Linked DNA regions of Mus musculus: regions 2 and 3 are each linked to region 1. A link is a loop called in an ENCODE intact Hi-C map of the cell type or tissue named here. Cell type or tissue: heart. All regions are shown on one strand.

Region 1 (2,500 bases):
GAGACCACTGTAGTACAAGAGCTTGCAAGACAGGAGGACAAAACCCAGAGCTCTCTTTTCACCCACTACTACCTAAAGGACAGTCATGAAGGCTCTGAGCAACTACTAGGAAGCAACAAAGGCATTAAGGCCAAAACAGGTGGGGGCAGCTGATCAGTGTCTTGGAGTGGCTGCCAAGAAACCGAGAAGAATATGGCTAGGACCAGCTCTCTGAGAAAGACATCCCTACAGAGACCTTCCATATTTACATGAGACCCCACCCTGCTGTGGAGTTGGCAGCAACCAATTCAGGGCAAGCCAGAGCTATGGTAGGCATGCAGGCCAGCTACAGCATGCTCATAGGAATGTCACAGATGATCTTGCCATGTCATCCTCCTGGAGACTCTCCAGAAGGACACAGAAGAATAGGACTCTTGCCACTAGACCCTGGCTTCTTCAGAGAAATGAGCAGCAGTGGCTGTACTGGGAGCCAGCATTAGGATCCTTTAACCTAATGGCTATTCACCACAGTTCAAGTCACCGCTAGGTTAGCTGAGTTCCCTCCATGTCTTCTCCGGGCCTTGAAAAAAAAATCTCCCTTGCTGCCAAAACTGGCAGTCCATCCGCCTACAAGAAAGTCAGAATCTGCTTGTTTTGTGCAAAGACGCCAAGAAAAGGCGCTTGAAGGATGTCACCAGCTCTTAGAGAAGATGGTGCAAGGAACCCTCTGTCTCCTAACCATCTGTCTGAGGACAAAGTCCACAGAGCCACCCTTAATCCCACCCTAATTTGAGGCATTAGGCTATGAGCAGCCTGGACTACACAGCCTGAGAAAACAGTAACCTATGGTTGATAAGGGAATGACCCAGACCATCCCTCCTCAAACCTCAGCATTTCTCACCCTGCCCCCCCATCTAAGCCCAACTGTGCCTCTATTGCTCTGGACTCAAGCCAAGCTGCCACCAGCAACATCCTCGGAAAGAAGCAAACCACAGCAAGAAGAGGGAGCCCATCCTCCAGCCAGTGCATTACAGGGGCTGGAAGATCTCCTTCTCTGATTCTCAGGGGCACCACTTGGTCTCTTGAACTGCAGCAAGCCTAGGGCAGCCACAACAGGAGAGTAGAGTTAGCAAAATCAAAGGCTAGGAGAGAGGTGGAGAGTCTGCCAGAAGAAAAGGCATCTCTGGCTTCCTAACCAGGTTCAGTGTCTCTAGAATCAGCAGTTACAGACCCACTAAAAGGCATTTGGGCAAGAGGACCCTTGCTCTCCATCCCACTGGGTCTTTTGCAGCATTTCAATCGTCCCCACCAACAAGTGGCCCAGGACTGCCACCTAGTGGACTCTGCTCAATAAGCACGACAGAGAGGGGCCAGACCCGAGAGAGGTTGGGGGTGGATGTACAGCAGTGTGACCTCATTCCCAAGATTCAGTGGGATTCTCCCAAGCTGTGCAATAAGCCAAACTTTTGAGAAAACAGTTACCCAGGAGTCAGAGTGAAAAGCAGAAAGAAGTCAGTTTATGAGTCTGTCCTCCTTCCCAACTTTTCCCAAGAGCAGACAGCAGCTTCCCTGCTCACACCTGCCCTATGGCAGTACAGGAAAGGAAATTCATGGAGTAGGCACACCAATTCCAAATGCCCTTCTATGCTGCTCCTTCCAGAGATTTCAGGACATGAACTTCTTAGAAAATACTTTCCATGGCCATAGGAAGTGGCTCACTGTGGACACAAGAGGTGCTCCCGAGAGGAAGATAGGAACCCAGATCGAGTATGTCTGGTAAAGGGTTGCACAGACCTAGTATACGTCAATGTCCGGGGCCCCTCTGCCTCCCTTTGCTTCCTAGCCAGGATGAGATGAGCAACTTAGCTTTGCCATGTCCTTCCACCTGCCTCCTCACTGCCAGAAATATAGCCAGCTATGAGCAGAGAGTTCTGAAACCATGAGCCCAAGCAAGCGGTACCTCCCTTTCAACTGTATCTCTCAAGTATTCGTCACCGTGGCCAGCACAGTTCCTAATGGCTCCTAGAGAACAGAAGCCACACAGAGTTCAGAACAAGATGAATGTGGGAGTCACTGAGGGTGGGGCAGTGAGGAGGCAACAGCAGAGAGTGAGAATTTCCATCTGTCCCCAACAGCCATGCCTCCCTCCTCCACTGTGACAGAGCTTCAGCTTGACGACAGTTAGACACAATTCCTAAACAGCTTATAGCTGAGAGAGGCCACAGGACCGTCCAGCCAACAGGACATGTCTAGAAATGGTGTGCTCAGTTCTGTTCTTGCTTTTAAACTGGCCGTGATCTCACCAGGCCCCCCTCCCCATCAGGGAGAGCTGGAGCAACCACCTGGAAGCCACACATGCTGAGGCTGGAAACCCTACGAGCCCAGACCACCGAGCTATGGAAAAGGGTGCTGGGTCTTTCTACTTGTGTCACTCACTGTGCTGCTGGGCTCCCAGTCAATATCCTGCCTATCTACTCAGTCCTCCAAGACAATCAGTGTCCTGTCTGATCATCACAACTTT
Region 2 (2,500 bases), 210 kb before region 1:
CCTCTTAGCAGGCCCACTCATCTGTCTGTAGAGTGTCATGTCAGGTATTAGAGCCAACAGGACACCTCCATGGGGGAAAGCAGCCTCTTGACTCCAGGCAAGCCATTCCTCAGGTTCCTTTGACTGGGATCTCTGACTGGGGATCCCACCCCAGTCACCCTAAAAGCTCATGCCAATCAGCCAGCAGCACCCACCTGCTTCTCCGTCATAGCATAGAGGTACTGGCGGTTGGGGCTGAGGACCAGGTCACGCAGGATAGGGTTGCCCTCCTGAGCCACCACACTTTCATAAGCCAGGGCCGGCCTGCCGCTGGGGTTTGCAAGGTCCACCAGAATCTGTAGTAGCAAAGGGTGCTCAATGAGGCAGGTCCACGACACACTATCCTAGACCCACCTTACCCGATGCAAAGGGTCCAAGCCCTCTAACAAGCACCTTTCCACCAAAGAACCAGGCTGATTCAGAATGAGTCAAGGCTGACCCAGTTCACTGTCCCTGACCCAAGTCATCCCAAAGACAGAGATAGGACAAGACATACTGGACAGGTGGGTGTGCCTTGGTTCCTTTACCAATCCAGACACCAAAACTCAGTGGTAGGGTACACGTGGGCTCCAGTGCCTACCATCAAGCTGCAGGGAACCTGGCAGGCAGGAACCTCTTTCATGGGCCACCATGAGGCTTGTGAAAGAAAGCAAGTTTGAGGTAAGAGGGCAGGAGGAGACCTTGTGATCGGTATAGTCGAGGAACAAGACCAGGGGCTCACACACAGAGAGGCCAAGGCTGGCCTTGGTGTCTTGGGATGAGGGATACCCCAGCAAGAAAGTGGCAGGGAGAAGGGGACCTCATCAGCACGGAAATATAGTTCAGATCCCAAACAAGCCAGGCGCTAATTAGCCTGATCCTCTCCTGCAGCCTTGGTGCTGCAAGTATTTTTAGTTGCTTTTACCAAACAAATGTATTTAATTAACAGAGAGACCCATGGGGGCTTTCAAGATGGGACTCATGGGGCGCGTCTGCCTAGCTCAGCTGGGCCCAGGCACAGTCTCCTGGCACAGGACCTGCAGCTTGCTTCTACCCACTGTGCAGCTAAGGCACAGCTACCTCCAGCTTCTAACCCATCTGGCCTACCTCTCTACTTCTGGGTACAAGGCTGGAGTGAGCTTGGCCTCCTTTGTACCCCACAGTAAGGGGGCAGAGCAGACCTGGGGGCAGCAAGGGCAGCAAAAACCAGCACCCTGCCATAGGCTAGCTCTGTCAGGAGCTGGGCGAGGGGCCAGCCAGGGTGGGGCCTGTGTCTCTGGGCCAAGAGACTGCTAGCTGGGAGAGAGGGGGAGGGTCACATTCCTGAGAGCCTGGGCCACCCCCCACATCCGCTCAGCTGCCGCTCCACCAAGACAGGCTTAAGTCAAACCAGACCCGGAAGAGCTGGGTAAGTGGGGAGGTCCTGGGAGGCCTGAAGGGGCTGGACTAATAGTTGCCCAAACTTTATTCCTCCGGCCTCTGGACGGACAAGCAGGAACAGCTAGCTGAGACAGAAGGGGCCCACAGCAGCCCAATACCCCAGGGGCTGGCAAGGACACTAACCTTAACCTAAACCTATCTAGCCCAGCTATGCCAGAGCAGGGGAGGGAGTCAGGTCCTGGATGACTGCTAGAGCAGATCATAGCAGGCTGGCTTACACTGCTGTATTAAGTGGGGAGCATGCAGCCAGAGACAAGGCTGGACTCACACCACCTAGGCCAAAATTGGCTTAGATGTATCTGTTTTCCTACTCCTGAAATGGGAATGAATCATGCTTCCACCTCCCCCCACGGTGACAGAGACAGAAAAGCTTGCCTGAGACAGGTGCCAGGAAACAAGCCTGTTCAGTGGGCAGGGGACCGAGAACTCTAGACCAATGTCTTACAAGCCTCCAAGACCACAGCCATGACTCTACTCCCCCACACCCTAGGCTTCACCCACATCCACATCCCAGAAAGATCCCATCCTCGTCACTCCTGGGTGGTAGCCTTGCATACAGGGTGCCCTGGACAGAGACCAGGGGAGTTTCCTCCTGCCACAATGACCATGTAACCCCCAGCCCTATCTTGCCTGCCACCACCCTTCCCAGACTGGGTAGACACACTAGCTCCAGGTATGCAGGAAAAGGACAGGCCAGAGCAGAGAGCAGAGTCCATAAGGAAAGGATCACAGGCCATCCAGGCTCAGGAGGCCCTGCCCCCAGCCTGCCAGCTTAATTGACTGGGACAGGTGGTCTCAACAGCTGCAGTTGGGGGCTTGTGAGTTCAGCTGTCCATCCACCTGCCCAGCAATGGTCCACATGCACAACCAGGTCCTAGGGACACAGCCCAGTAGAGGCTAACTCCAGGGAGGGACCACTGGCAGAGCGTGGATACCATTCCTCAGCTAGGGGAATTGTGGGCATCAGGGAGGTTATAGACATGAGTGTGTTGCAGTACTCTGCATTGAGCCAAGCCATGCTCAGGCCTGACAGGACCTTTGT
Region 3 (2,500 bases), 210 kb before region 1:
TTGGGTGACTGCAGCAGACTGAGGGCAGACATGGCTGAATGGAGCCTAGCAAATCCTCCTGCCTGCTCCACTAACCCAACACTGTCTTCCCAGCTCAGTCCAGCAGCCACATCCTGGATGGAAGACCTGCTTGGGCCTCCGGTGTAGCTTCCACCTCACCTAGCCTCCTGTATCCTATCCAAGCCCAGCAGCACATCTTCTAATTATAGATTCTAGAACTCATAGGCCAGGCTGAGTGGGACCCTTGGGGCACACAGGGTCAAGCTGAATTAATCCCACCAGACACTTATACCTCAGACCCTGCTAAGAGGAGGTCACAGAGTCTTTGGGGTCTATTGGTTCAGGGATCAGCAGCCCTGAAAGGTCTAACTATTTCCTTGTTTCTCAGCAGCCCAAGGCATGCCTGGGAGACACTGCAAACACTGTGGAGTGGAACCAGTGTCCCTGCCTAAGGGCTCCTGATTATGCCTTCACTCCAGGACCAACCTGGAAGTAGTCAAGACAAGGGGATGTTTTCGGACTCTGGTCAGCTCCTAGTCATCTGACCCACAGCCCTCTCCCTCATGCAGACAAGTCTACTTCCCTAGTGGGAACTCAAGGTCATCCTAGGGCTTAGCGAGGGAGAGAAGCCAAGAGTAAGATCCACCAGACCACTGGGAAGGCCACTCTCCACCCCTACAGCAAGGTCAGAATGTGGAACTACTAGGACATGCCAGGTTCCCGGACTGTCAGCGTGAGCTCTGATGACCAGGTTTCTGTGAGGTTCCTTCTAGGGCCTAGCACCCCATGCCGGCTGCCTATCTCACGACCTGTTCCGCAAGCCCCCGAGTACAGGGTGGCAAGGTGAGCGCTTACAGGTCTTTCTGCATCTTCGAGCCAGTATTCTGGGCACAGAAAAGGATCTTGGGTTAGAACGTCTGAATCTGCATGAGGTCCCCCAGAGCCAGAGGCAGGGAGATGGGGTGTGCTGCCTGCCACTGTATATGCTATGTCTATTGCTATATAACACTGGTGACCTTCCATACAAAGCTGCAACTAAAGAAGAGTATGCACACATGGGATCAACTCGTTCTCCAAAAGTCCCTTCCCTGACGCTAGCCCTGTGCAGACAAACCAGGCTCTATGCTGCCCATCCCACCCAGAATACTATGGCTGCTTGGGTATGAGAACCTGAGTAGGTTACCACTCCAGGGGGAGTCCTCTGTTAATAAAACTTCCTAGAGGCGATGGGCTACTCAGAGCAGGATTAGAGGGACACCAGAGAAGAAACCTGGACTGCCTTGGCTTCAGGAACCACCAACAGGGGTCTCCCCTGCCTTCTACTAGCATACTGCTGTCTCCAGGGCACTGCACAGGCCTCTGGAAGTGGCCTCAGGCCAGCCCTGGCCAGGTCCCAAGGCCCCTGACTTGGCTCCTTACTTCCTACCCTAGATACTGTGATCCAGTTCTCCAACTGCTACCCTCCTAGAAACACCCCCTCACCCCCACTGTGTCCCGGCTCCACCCACTGTCACAGCTCCCCTCACCATTAGGTTCAGGGTCTTGTATTTTACTGCCACCTTGTCTAGTAGACATGAGACCAGGAAGCAGCAGAATGGTGGGAGGGTATAGGAAGGAGGGACAGAGGAGGGCAGCTCATGGGGCCCCACTCACATATGACCTTCTGCCAAGTTTTTCAGATAAGTCCAGTCTGGCTGCAGCTCCCACAGACCCAAGTAACAGAATTCACGGCTTCCCCTTCCCAAACTCAGCATAGTATTCATAATGAAATGAATGGGTCCTGACTTAGGTCCTGCTCCACACCAACATGGACCCTAGGACCCTGTCCCCACTTCCCATCCTGTATGCCCAGGATGTCATAGGTTCCAGGAGAAGTGGCTTTCCACTCATACAGTCAGACACAGCAGCAATTACCATGTGGAGCTTCAGAAACCCCCACAGCACCACTGGTAACTTCCCTCCCTGTCTGGGAAAAGAACTATTATGAAACGTGCTGCTCAGGCTGCCCTGGCACAAGCTATTACAGGGCCTCTGTCTCCTAAGGACTACAAAGGACACCCATGGCCACCAGCAAATGGTCCCAGTTTGGCCTCAGGCTATGACATTCAGGAAGATGTCTCCACCTTAGTCACACCTCATAGTATACAACTGGCACCCTAGGCACCCATGGGTATTGTTGGGTGATACCCTGAGGCTCACTGGTACTTCTGAAGCCTTCAGGCTACTTATCCAGCCTTACCTCAGACATGTTGACTCGGCCTTCCAGAAAGGCGCAGTCAGCCGCATTGTTGGTGCAAACATGGCGGTATTTGCACCAATGGCAGGGGAAGGAGCCGTTGACACATGCCAGGCAGCTGCAGGGAGAAATGAGACAGTTAGGCCTAGGGAGTTTCAGCTTGTGCTTCCACCACGAGGACCTAATGTGCTGCTTCTCCTTGAAGTGTCGTCACCTCAGGGCCTTTGCAATGGCTGCCCCTGGCTGAGAGAAGGTCACCAGACC

What was found. A loop is a pair of places that touch in the nucleus more often than their neighbours do. Peaks named below come from ENCODE experiments on the same cell type or tissue, not always from the same donor. Only the 100,000 strongest peaks of a DNase experiment are listed, where the experiment ranks them.
Region 2: it touches region 1 in a loop (2.8-fold over the local background); 7 of 42 quality-filtered maps call a loop at or near these places.
Region 3: a loop joins it to region 1, with 9 times the contacts of the local background. A loop is called at or near these places in 6 of 42 quality-filtered maps.

Annotation. Positions count from the first base shown.
Region 1 is chr6:89,552,181-89,554,680 of GRCm38, forward strand. The region is part of intron 4 of Chchd6 (coiled-coil-helix-coiled-coil-helix domain containing 6); the gene reads right to left. Among named protein-coding and RNA genes, the nearest start is that of Chchd6, 42 kb to the right of the region's middle. In heart, no CTCF peak of the experiment used is centred here; a DNase peak (open chromatin) is centred at 1,311; H3K27me3 peaks cover 307 bases.
Region 2 is chr6:89,343,775-89,346,274 of GRCm38, forward strand. Plxna1 (plexin A1) reads right to left here. Exons shown (of 32, transcript NM_008881.2): 4 at 195-335. Among named protein-coding and RNA genes, the nearest start is that of Gm40415, 16 kb to the right of the region's middle. In heart, a CTCF peak has its summit at 1,175; DNase peaks (open chromatin) are centred at 1,317 and 1,942; H3K4me3 peaks cover 888 bases; H3K27ac peaks cover 2,499 bases.
Region 3 is chr6:89,338,284-89,340,783 of GRCm38, forward strand. It overlaps Plxna1 (plexin A1), which reads right to left. Exons shown (of 32, transcript NM_008881.2): 9 at 2,240-2,354. Among named protein-coding and RNA genes, the nearest start is that of Gm40415, 22 kb to the right of the region's middle. In heart, a CTCF peak has its summit at 1,300; DNase peaks (open chromatin) are centred at 638 and 1,388; H3K27ac peaks cover 1,002 bases.